Linked DNA regions of Homo sapiens: region 2 is linked to region 1. Evidence: chromatin contacts called from ENCODE Hi-C or POLR2A ChIA-PET data. All regions are on one chromosome and are shown on one strand. Each heading gives the region's core, a stretch centred on a gene start or an enhancer-like site at or near the end of the contact. The rest is flanking DNA. Distances are from core to core; before and after follow the strand shown.

The links. Hi-C counts contacts between places; a loop is a spot of excess contacts on that map. ChIA-PET counts read pairs that join two places held with the same protein, here RNA polymerase II (POLR2A). Pooled maps may share reads with other maps.
Region 2: a loop to region 1 is called in a map with no recorded cell type, with 5 times the contacts of the local background. The contact joins the enhancer-like site here to the promoter of MAVS in region 1. A Hi-C loop is called at or near these places in 3 of 168 maps with a recorded cell type or tissue (CD14-positive monocyte, CD8-positive, alpha-beta T cell and HCT116), 3 of 37 single-sample maps with no recorded cell type and 6 of 50 pooled maps. POLR2A ChIA-PET finds 5 or more read pairs at or near these places in 17 of 52 experiments (A549, CD4-positive, alpha-beta memory T cell, CD8-positive, alpha-beta T cell and 13 more).

Annotation. Positions count from the first base shown.
Region 1 is chr20:3,844,890-3,849,896 of GRCh38, reverse strand. MAVS (mitochondrial antiviral signaling protein) reads right to left here and starts at 3,063. Exons shown (of 7, transcript NM_020746.5): 1 at 2,994-3,063. RefSeq lists silencers at 2,787-3,166, 3,597-3,646.
Region 2 is chr20:3,903,879-3,908,885 of GRCh38, reverse strand. It overlaps PANK2 (pantothenate kinase 2), which reads right to left. Exons shown (of 7, transcript NM_001386393.1): 2 at 608-960. Among named protein-coding and RNA genes, the nearest start is that of MIR103A2, 11 kb to the left of the region's middle. RefSeq lists enhancers at 2,069-2,148, 2,870-3,370. Within about 2 kb of position 1,250, at least 9 of the 41 ENCODE cell types and tissues checked have a DNase peak (open chromatin) inside an H3K27ac peak, as active enhancers do; they include CD8-positive, alpha-beta T cell and OCI-LY7, where a contact is called at or near this core.

The sequences.
Region 1 (5,007 bases), core at 1,814-4,313:
TTTTCTGCCGCCCCCATCAGGGAGTGCTGCAGGGAATAAAAGAGACAAGGTCTATGCCACATCCAATTTATATTCTAATGGGGTGGGACAAATAACAGATCAGTAAATTAATACCCAAATAAGAGTTCCAGATAGCAATAAAGGCTCTAAAGAAAGTAAAGCAGGTAATGAGACAGAGCCCCTGGAGACAGGCATGCTACTTGAACTAGGGGGTCAAAGAAGCCTTTCTGAACTAGCGTGCAGAACACAGCTGAGCTGTTCTCAGGCTCTGAGAAGATTGGTGTTTTAGGCAGAGAGCATGGTAAATGCAAAAGTCCTAAAACAAGAATGAGCTTGGCATGTTTGAAGAATAGAAAGCAGGTCAGTGTGGTCTAGGTCAAGAAAGCTAGGGATGGCTGGCTGCGTGACTCACGCCTATAATCCCAGCACTTTGGGAGGCCTAGGCGGGTGGATCACCTGAGCTCAGGAGGTTGAGACCAGCCTCGCCAACATGGTGAAACCCTTTCTCTACTAAAAATACAAAAATTAGCATGGTGGTGGGCGCCTGTAATCCCAGCTACTCGGGAGGCTGAGGCAGGAGAATCGCTTGAACCCAGGAGGCAGAGGTTGCAGTGAGCTGAAATCATCCCATTGCACTCCAGCCTGGGTGACAAGATCAAAACTCCATCATAGGAAAAAAAAAAAAAAAAGCAAGCAAGCTAGGGAAAGGGGCAGAGATTGTCAAGGTCAAGGAGGTGGCAGGGGCCACTCATGTAGAGTGCTGTAGGAAAGGACTCTGGGTTTTAGTTGGAGTGAAACAGGGAACCACTGGAAGGTTCCGGCAGGGAAAGAAGAGGATCTGATTTACATTAAAGACTTCTCTGGTGGTTGTGAGGACTTTGGAGGGGCCAGGATGAAAACTGGGAGACCAGTAAGGAGGCCACAGCCCAGGAGACAGGATGACTATGGTCAGGATGGGAACCACAGAGATGGCAGGAGGCAGCCAGATTCCTGGTGTTTTGAGGGTGTAGGAGATAAGGGAGAGAAAAGAAGCATGACTCCTTGGGCACTGGGTGGATGGAAGGTGCCCTTTTACCAGGCCAGAGAAGCCAGGGGAGGAGCAGTGGCTCAGAAGGGACTCCAGAACTCAGTTCGGAACAAGTGAAGTTTGAGATGCTATTGGATTCCAAGTGGGTTGTCAGGGAGGGAAGGAGGCAGGAGAGGACCAAGTGGGCATCAGGCAGGCATGAGACCTCTCTCAGGAGGCAGTGCTGTAGAGCAGACAGCACCTAAAAGCTGTTGGGCCACCAGACCTTCCTCACAGGGGAAGCAGTCCTGTCACTGGCCTCAGAGCCTCACATGCATGAGTTGCTTTGCCAGCCAGCAGGCCCTGCTACATTCCTCGTGGGGCAAGTACTAATGACAGGTCAGGAGAATCAGGAAGGTGAGGCGGGGGTCCTCTGAGCCTTCAAGAAATTAGCAAAGAACAACTCTATGGGAGTTAATAGATCCCTTTCTCGGCCGGGCGCGGTGGCTCACGCCTGGAATCCCAGCACTTTGGGAGGCCGAGGCAGGCAGATCACTTGAGGTCAGGAGTTTGAGACCAGCCTGGCCAACATGGTGAAACCCCGTCTCTACTAAAAATGCAAAAATTAGCCAGGCATGGTGGCACACACCTGTAGTCCCAGCTACTCAGGAGGCTGAGGCAGGAGAATCTCTAGACCCAGGAGGCAGAGGTTGCAGTGAGCCAAGATTGGACCACTGCGCTCCAGCCTGGGCAAGAGAGTGAGACTCCATTTCAAAAAAAAAAAGACCCCTTTCTCCTTCCTTTCTCATGGCATCAGCCAGGTACCAGAAGGCAGTCAGATGAGGCACTCTTCTGCATTCCAGCTTCAGCCACAGATGGAGGGGAAGGGATGATGTGGCCCAAACAAAAGGAAAGGAAGCCCACATTTGTTCACATTTATGGAGGGCCCATTGTAGACAGGCACATCCTAAGGTTCTTTCAGTTAATCCTTCCCCAATCCCGTGACAGGGAAAGTGTTGCCAAGGTGCACAGCTGGCCAGAGGCTAGCACAGGATTTGAACCCAAAACCTGCTGCCTCACTGCAACTGGTCATACACCTTGCAGGGCACAGAGACCCCTGCAGCGAGACCCACACAGCCACCTGCCTTCAAGCCCAAAGAGGACCCAAGGTCACTTGGCGGGAGGGAGGCTGAGGGTGCACTTAGGTGGAAGCAACATTTAGTCCAGACATTAACCCTGCTTTCACATGGCTGCCACAGGTCCCAGGTCGCTGGCTGTCCTCCTAGATATTTTTGAGGCTTCACGGCTTCCATACAGAGAATCCCTTTTTCGTGTTTTTGGTTTGTTTCATGTTTTCTTGGCACTTCCTTCCCAACTGAGAAGGAAGTAGGTGACAGAGTGTTCCCAATACAGCAAAGTTTCCGACCTGACTGTCCAGAGGCTCTGAGTGCATCCCGGAAATAAACACCCACCCTTCCCAAAGGGACAGGCCTCACAGCCTTGGATCGGATTCCTGGGCGCGACCCAGGTCCGCGGAGGGCGGGGAGGCCGTTTTGAGCTGGTGTCGCCGCCGAGAACTGTCCAGACCCAGCGGAGGGCGGCAGCACTCGACCTCTAGGCGCACCCGGTCGAGGCTCGGCCCCACCTTAGCGTCACCCTGGGCCCGCGGGCGGCAGGAGGAGGTCAGCGGCCGCTGCCCGTCCCCTTCTGGCCCTACCTTTCCCCCAGCCTGAGCAGACGCCCAGCGCCACCTACCCCCTTTTCCCCGGATGCTGGATGCGGCGCCTGGAGCCCTCAGTGTTCCCGAAACTCTTGCGACAGGGCCCGCTCTTCCGGATCCCCGCGCGTCCTGTCCCCTCCTGGGCCCCCCGCGCACCCCAGACCCAGGGCGTCCCGGCGGACTCCGTCCTGCCGCTGCAGCCACCTTCCCTAAAGGCGTCCGTGCGTGCTGAGCCGAAAGGACCCAACGCCCGGGAAGCGATCTTACCTCGGGTACCCCCGGCCCTGAGACCTGGCGACCGCCGCCCGGGGCCCAGGACCCTTCCCGCAGCGAGGAGGCGGGGCGGGCAGAGCGCGCGGCCATTGGCCATGTGGAGGGGCGGGGCTACTCGGCCGCGCGTGGTTGGCTGGCGACGCAGGCGGCTGCGCAGCGGGGACGGTCACTGGGCCTTGGTTTGCGGGTCGGGAAGCGCTAGACTGGGCTCGGAGAACCGACCTGATTTTTTGCTGGGGGCGCGCAGTCTCGAGCAACTTCCAGGGGAAGTCCGGTGTCCGGCCAGAAACCAGGCAGGTGGCCGGCCTCGGAGTCATCGGGGGGCTGAGAATTCCATCCCCACGCTTCCCAAGTGAAGCAGCCCCTCCTCCCCCTGGGAACTTTGAGGGGTGAGGGTCTTCGTGTCGTTCTCTCCGGCACCCCCATGGCCTGGCATACAGTTAGTGCCCAATAAACGTTGGGTGCCGCTGAAGTCACAGGGGCAAGGATGCCTATCCTGGAGACGTGCACGCTGGGCCTGTGGGAGTGGGAGCGGGCGGGGGACTGCTGGGTAGGTAGGCGCAAGGCAGGGACGCCAAGGTTGGCTGGCGGGCAGGCTGGGTATGGGTTGGGTGCTGCGTGGGAGAGGCCTCTTACGCCCAAGGGCCTGGGACAGGTACCTCCCGCAGTTCCTGCCATCTGCCTCGCCCTTCCCCTTCTGGGGCAGAGGCCAGCACTTACTGAGCACCTACGATCTTCCAGGCACAGGGTCTTCTATTCTTTTTTTTTTTTTTTTTTTTTGAGACAGAGTCATGCTCTGTCGCCCAGGCTGGAGTACAATGGCGCGATCTCGGCTCACTGCAACCTCCACCTCCTGGGTTCAAGCAATTCTCCTGCCTCAGCCTCCCAAGTAGCTGAGATTACAGGCACATGCCACTGCGCCCGGCTAATTTTTGTATTTTTAGTAGAGACGGAGTTTCACCATGTTGGCCAGGCTGGTCTCAAACTCCTGACCTCAGGTGATCCTCCCACCTCGGCCTCCCAAAGTGCTGGGATTACAGGCGTGAGCCACTACGCCCAGCCTCAAGTGAGGTTTTATTACTGTACTTTATATCCCTGTGAATATTTCACAACCTTCAGCATTTACAAAGTATGCTTAATCACACCTGAACTGTAATAAAACCAGCTCTGCCTAGTTTAGCCAAGAGGGCATAAATGTTGATTAGTTCAAGAATCAATCCTGCCTGCTCCCCACCGGAGCAGCTCTAGCAGCTTCATATCTAATTCTTTCAGGAAGAACATTGAAAGTGTAGGAGCGGGCTTCCAAGTGCAGCTATCACTCCTGTCTTTGCTGGACCTCAAAGAGCATTCAAACAATCCCACTGCCTGACTAGGTGGTTCCCTGCCACCTATCAACAGCTTTTATAAAGATTTAGACAAAGAAGAACACAACAACATGCTTATGGTATTCCTATCAAAAGCTCATGATCTGAAACTAATCATAGGGAAACAGTAAGCAAACCCAAAACGAGAGACATTTGACAGCTGTCCTATCCAATACAATGGCTACTAGCCACATGTAGCTATTTTAATTAAAATTAAATAATACTTAGAAGCCAGTTCCTGAGACCCACGAGCCACATTTCTCTTTTTTTTTTTTTTTTTTTTTTTTGAAACAGAATCTCACTCTTTCACCCAGGCTGGAGTGCAGTGGCCCAATCTCGGCTCACTGCAACCTCCGCCTCCCGGGTTCAAGTGATTCTCCTGCCTCAGCCTCACGAGTAGCTGGGACTACAGGCGCATGTCACCACGCCCGGCCAATTTTTGTATTTTTAGTAGAGACGAGGTTTCACCATATGGGCCAGGCAGGTCTCAAACTCCTGACCTCAAGTGATCCACCCACCTTGGCCTCCCAAAGTGCTGGGATTACAGGCGTGAGCCACTGCACCTGGCCCATGAGCCACATTTCAAATGCTATTTTCATGTAGCTAATGGCTTCATACTCGGTGACACAGAGCATTTCTATTTT
Region 2 (5,007 bases), core at 1-2,500, 61 kb before region 1:
CAATGAAAGCAAGATAGAGCGCCTGGCAGCATTCCCCAGGGGCCAGACATGGTGGCGAGACTCCAGTTAAGTGTGCAGCACAGAACACATCAGAAAGCATTCTGGGAGAGGAGGGCTCTGCAGTCACCCATCTCAGACCAGCCCTGAGCCTGAAAACACCACTTTTGACCAGAGTTCCTTATTTTTTTCAGTTAGTGAACATGCCAGCAAACAACTGAGGGAGACAAGAGAAATTATGTGGTAGACAAGACTGAAAACAATTTTATGACATGAAATGATTTTAATTATATTTCAATCTCATTGTTCATGATCTAATGATGTTCCTTTTAGGTAGTTTCTTCCTCAACGTATAGCAGATGCCCTAATTTTTCATACTAAAGGAGCAATAAAATGCTACCCTTTTAGTGGTTCTGATTGTCGTCCATACATCTGAACTAGACAACCACCTCTAGATGGCCAACTCCTATCACTAGCGTACCTTTAATCTTCATTTGACTCAAGAAAATTCAAGTTCCATTAGAGATGGAAATTATTTCACCACTTGCTACTGGCATTATTTTTAACAATCAAATTACCATAAATTGTATATAAGCTAAAAAATGCATACTGTGAGAAAATCCTGCTCAAATTTGTACGCTCCACCTCCAGTGGCACAAAAGACAGTGTGGAGACTCGAGAAGTTTTTATCTCTGCCCATTTGAATAAAAGCAGGCATGTCATGAGTGGGAAAGCGTATAAAGTGCAGATTGCCTTTGCGTCCACACAGAGTCAGGTCCTTCAGCTCGAGGTGCACGTCCCGAATGCCTGTAGACCCATAAGCCACATTGGAGGTCAGGTACTTCCGAATGCTTTTAAGACTTTCCACTTCTTCCTCTTCTTCTTCAGCAGTGATGTCTTTGGGTTCAAAATATACCAGCTTGACCAGAGTTCCACCGATATCCAGTCCAAACCATGGAAAAACTAAATGGGGAAGAAAAATAAGTCAGAACAGCTTTTTTCTGAAAATTAAATTTACCCTTACCACAGTAGCAACTTATTTCAAACGCTAGGGTTTCCAAAGAACATAATTCTAGGCAAAAGGGTTTTGGGGCAAAGAAATGTGATTCTGTCTTGATTTAGATGCATAACTTAAAAAAAAAATACTACGGCAAAGACGAAAAAGAAAAATATCAAAGTATTGAGCCAACCCAACCATTCTGTCAGACAAGCGCAAACCGCACTATGAAGTGTTTTAAAAATAACAAGATGACTACTCGTAAGCCTCAACTGTGAAAAACAAAGATTCAGAATGAAAATCTCTCTTTCCTATCGGCTTAAAAAAAAACATTGAGACTTCAGAGTTCTGGTTTAGCAGCAAACTAGAAACAGGAAATTCCCAAACCTATGTAACATATAACCTCCAATGGTCAATTTATCTTTCAAAATCTGATATTCCAAAAATAAAAGGTTTCAATAGACATTAACACCGGTTCCCAAAATGTCCTTTAGGCCAAGCGCAGTGGCTCACACCTGTAATTTCAACACTTTGGGAGGCCAAGGTGGGTGGATCACCTGAGGTCAGAAGTTTGAGACCAGCCTGACCAATATGGTAAAACCCCATCTCTACTAAAACAAAAATTAGCCAGGCATGGTGACGTGCACCTGTAGTACCAGCTACTCAGGAAATCTAAACCAGAACTGCTTCAACCTGGGAGGTGGAGACTGCAGTGAGCTGAGATCACACCACTGCACTCCAGCCTGGGCGACAGAGTGAGGCTCTGTCTCAAAAAAAAAAAAAAAAAAAAAAGGCAGGGCTGGGCACGGTGGCTCACGCCTGTAATCCCAACACTTGGGGAGGCTAAGGCAGGTGAATCACAAGGTCAAGAGACCAAGATCATCCTGGCCAACATGGTGAAACTATCTCTACTAAAAATACAGAAATCAGCTGGCTGTGGTGGCGTGCGCTTGTAGTCCCAGCTACTCCGGAGGCTGAGGCAGGAGAATCGCTTGAACCCATGAGGCAGAAGCTGCAGTGAGCCAAGATCGCACCACTGCACTCTAGCCTGGCGACAGAGTGACACTCCGTCTCAAAGAAAAAAAAGGCCTGAAGAGATTGGATCAAAGTGGACTGCACAGACATATGGAAGGTCCCAATTTAATGAGGGCTCAAAGTAATGATTTTTCAAATTTACAATGGTGCAATAAGCATTCAGTAGAAACTCTACTTCAAGTATTTATTGTTTTTTTTATTTTTAGTACAGTATTCAATAAATTACAAGATATTCGACATTTTATTGTAAAATAATTATCTTTTATATTATTCATTATTAAATCATCTAGCTTTATGCTAGAAGATTTTGCCCAACTGTAGGCTAATATAAGGGTTCTAAGCACATTTAAGGTAGGTTTGGCTAAGCTATGATGTTCAATAGGCTGGGTATATTAAATGCATTTTGACTTACAGTATTTTCTTTTTCTCTTTTTTGAGGTAAGGTCTCACTGTCACCCAGGCTAGAATGCAACGCCACAATCTCAGCTCACTGCAACCTCTGCCTCCTGGGCTCAAGTAATCCTCCTATCTCAGCCTCCTGAGCAGCTGGGACTAAAGGTGCATGCCACCACACCCACCTAATTTTTGTATTTTTTGTAGAAACAGGGTTTCCCCATGTTGCCAGGCTGGTCTTGAACTCCTGGGCTCAAGCAGTCCACCCAGGTCAGCCTCCCAAAGTGCTGGGATTACAAGTGTGAACCACTGCGCCCAGCCTGATTTACAGTATTTTGAACTTCTGATGGGTTTATGGAATGTAGCATAAACATCGTAAGTCAAAAAGCATCTGTACATGCTTCCCCTCCCAATCTAAATCGTAGAAATTACTAAAGATGTGGGTTTAGGCCGGGCACGGTGGCTCACACCTGTAATCCCAGCACTTTGGGAGGATGAGGAGGGCAGATCACCTGAGGTCAGGAGTTCAAGACCAGCCTGGCCAACATGGTGAAACCCCCATCTCTACTAAAAATACAAAATTAGCCGGGCGTGGTGGCGGGCACCTGTAATCATAGCTACTCAGGAGGCTGAGGCAGGAGAATTGCTTGAACCCGGGAGGTGGAGGTTTCAGTGAGCCAAGACAGCACTACTGCACTACAGCCTGGGTGACAGAGCAAAACTCCACCTCAAAAAAAAAAAAAAAAGGGTGTGGGTTTATTGATATATTTGATATATTATTTTCTAAAATAATTCTGGGAAACAAGAAGAGATAGCAGGCCGGGTGTGGTGGCTCACGCCTGTAATCCCAGCACTTTGGGAGGCCGAGGCGGGAGGATCATGAGGTCAGGAGATCGAGACCATCCTGGCTAACAAGGTGAAACCCCATCTCTACTAAAAATACAAAAAAATTAGCCGGGCGTGGTGGCGGGCGCCTGTAGTCCCAGCTACTCAGCAGGCTGAGGCAGGAGAATGGCATGAACCCGGGAGGCGGAGCAGTGAGCGGAGATCATGCCACTGCACTCCAGCCTAGGTGACAGAGCGAGACTCCGTCTCAAAAAAAAAAAAAAAAAAGAGATAGCAGCAGCAGAACTAGGTTTACAGAGGCAATAACCATGCATAAGCCTCAAAAGAGGAATGCTATTAAAACTGGGATCAGCTATGAAGGTGAGAGAGAGAACGTAGGGGTATTCTATCCAAGCCGTAGGTTCAGGGCGGCTACCATGGGGAAACAAAAGCAGGTCTGGTGCAGTGGTGCAGTCACAAGCGATGGTGGGGAAATGTGTTTGGCACAAGTGGACAGGCCACTCCCTCTACCAATAACCATGTTCTATCCCCAACACTGACAGAAGCAAAGTCTTCACTGGAAACAGGCACTGGAGCCCCAGAATCAGGATGGCACTCAGGTGGCTGCTATTACCCAGAAGAAATAAGGAGACATTTTACCCCATATTTTGCCACGTATCTCATACCTCCCCTAAAATCAATCCTGACCAACTGGTAAACAGACACTGAATCCACTGGCAGAAGAACAGGAATTCTCAAACCAGAGATTATCACTTTTACAAACTAGAAAAACTACAAGGGAAATAAACACTACAAAAATGAGAAACTAAATATCTGAAGAAAGAGTTGCAGGAATAAACAGAATCAAAAATATTCTCAGAGGTAAAATCATAACTCATCCATAAAAAAAGCTACCATAGAGAAAAATCAAAAATTAAAAAACGATTGCCAGATGTGTGTGGCTGCAAAAATTAACACGATAAAATTATATACAACTAAATAAACAACGTACAAAAGAATCCATGCAAAACTGTTTCTATTTATTTTTCACCTTTTATTTTTATTTTTAGAGACAGCGTGTTGCTCTGTTTCCCAGGCTGGAGTGCAATCACAACTCAATCACAACTGACTGTAACCTTGAACTCCTGGGCTCAAGCAATCCTCCTGCCTCATCATCCCAAGTAACTACGACTACAGGAACACAACCATGCCAGCTATTTTGGAGAGACAAGGTCTCACTGTGTTGTCCAGGCTGGTCTCCAACTCCTGGCCTCCAGCAATCCTCCCACTTTGGCCTCCCAAAGTGCTGGGATTACAGGCCTGAGTCATCATGCCCAGCCAAAATTGGCAAAATTTAAATACAGTTTGTCCATGTTAATTTCCTAATTGTGGGAAAGAATGCTCTGAAAACCAAAAAAAAGGGACAAACTACTACATATTTAATATTCATGAATCTCAAAAATAGGGTGAGTAAAAGAAACCTTGCACAAAAGGCTACATACTATATTATTCCATTTATATGAAACTTTTGAAAATGCAAACTGGCCGGGCACAGTGGCTCAAGAATGTAATCCCAGCACTTTGGGAGGCCAAGGCAGGCAGATCACCTGAGGTCAGGAGTTCAAGAGCAGCCTGACCAATATGGTGAAATCATATTGTACTAAAGTATGTACGTATGTACTAAACATATGTACTAAAAATACAAAATATTAGGCTGGGCGCAGTGGCTCACGCCTGTAATCCCAACACTTTGGGAGGCT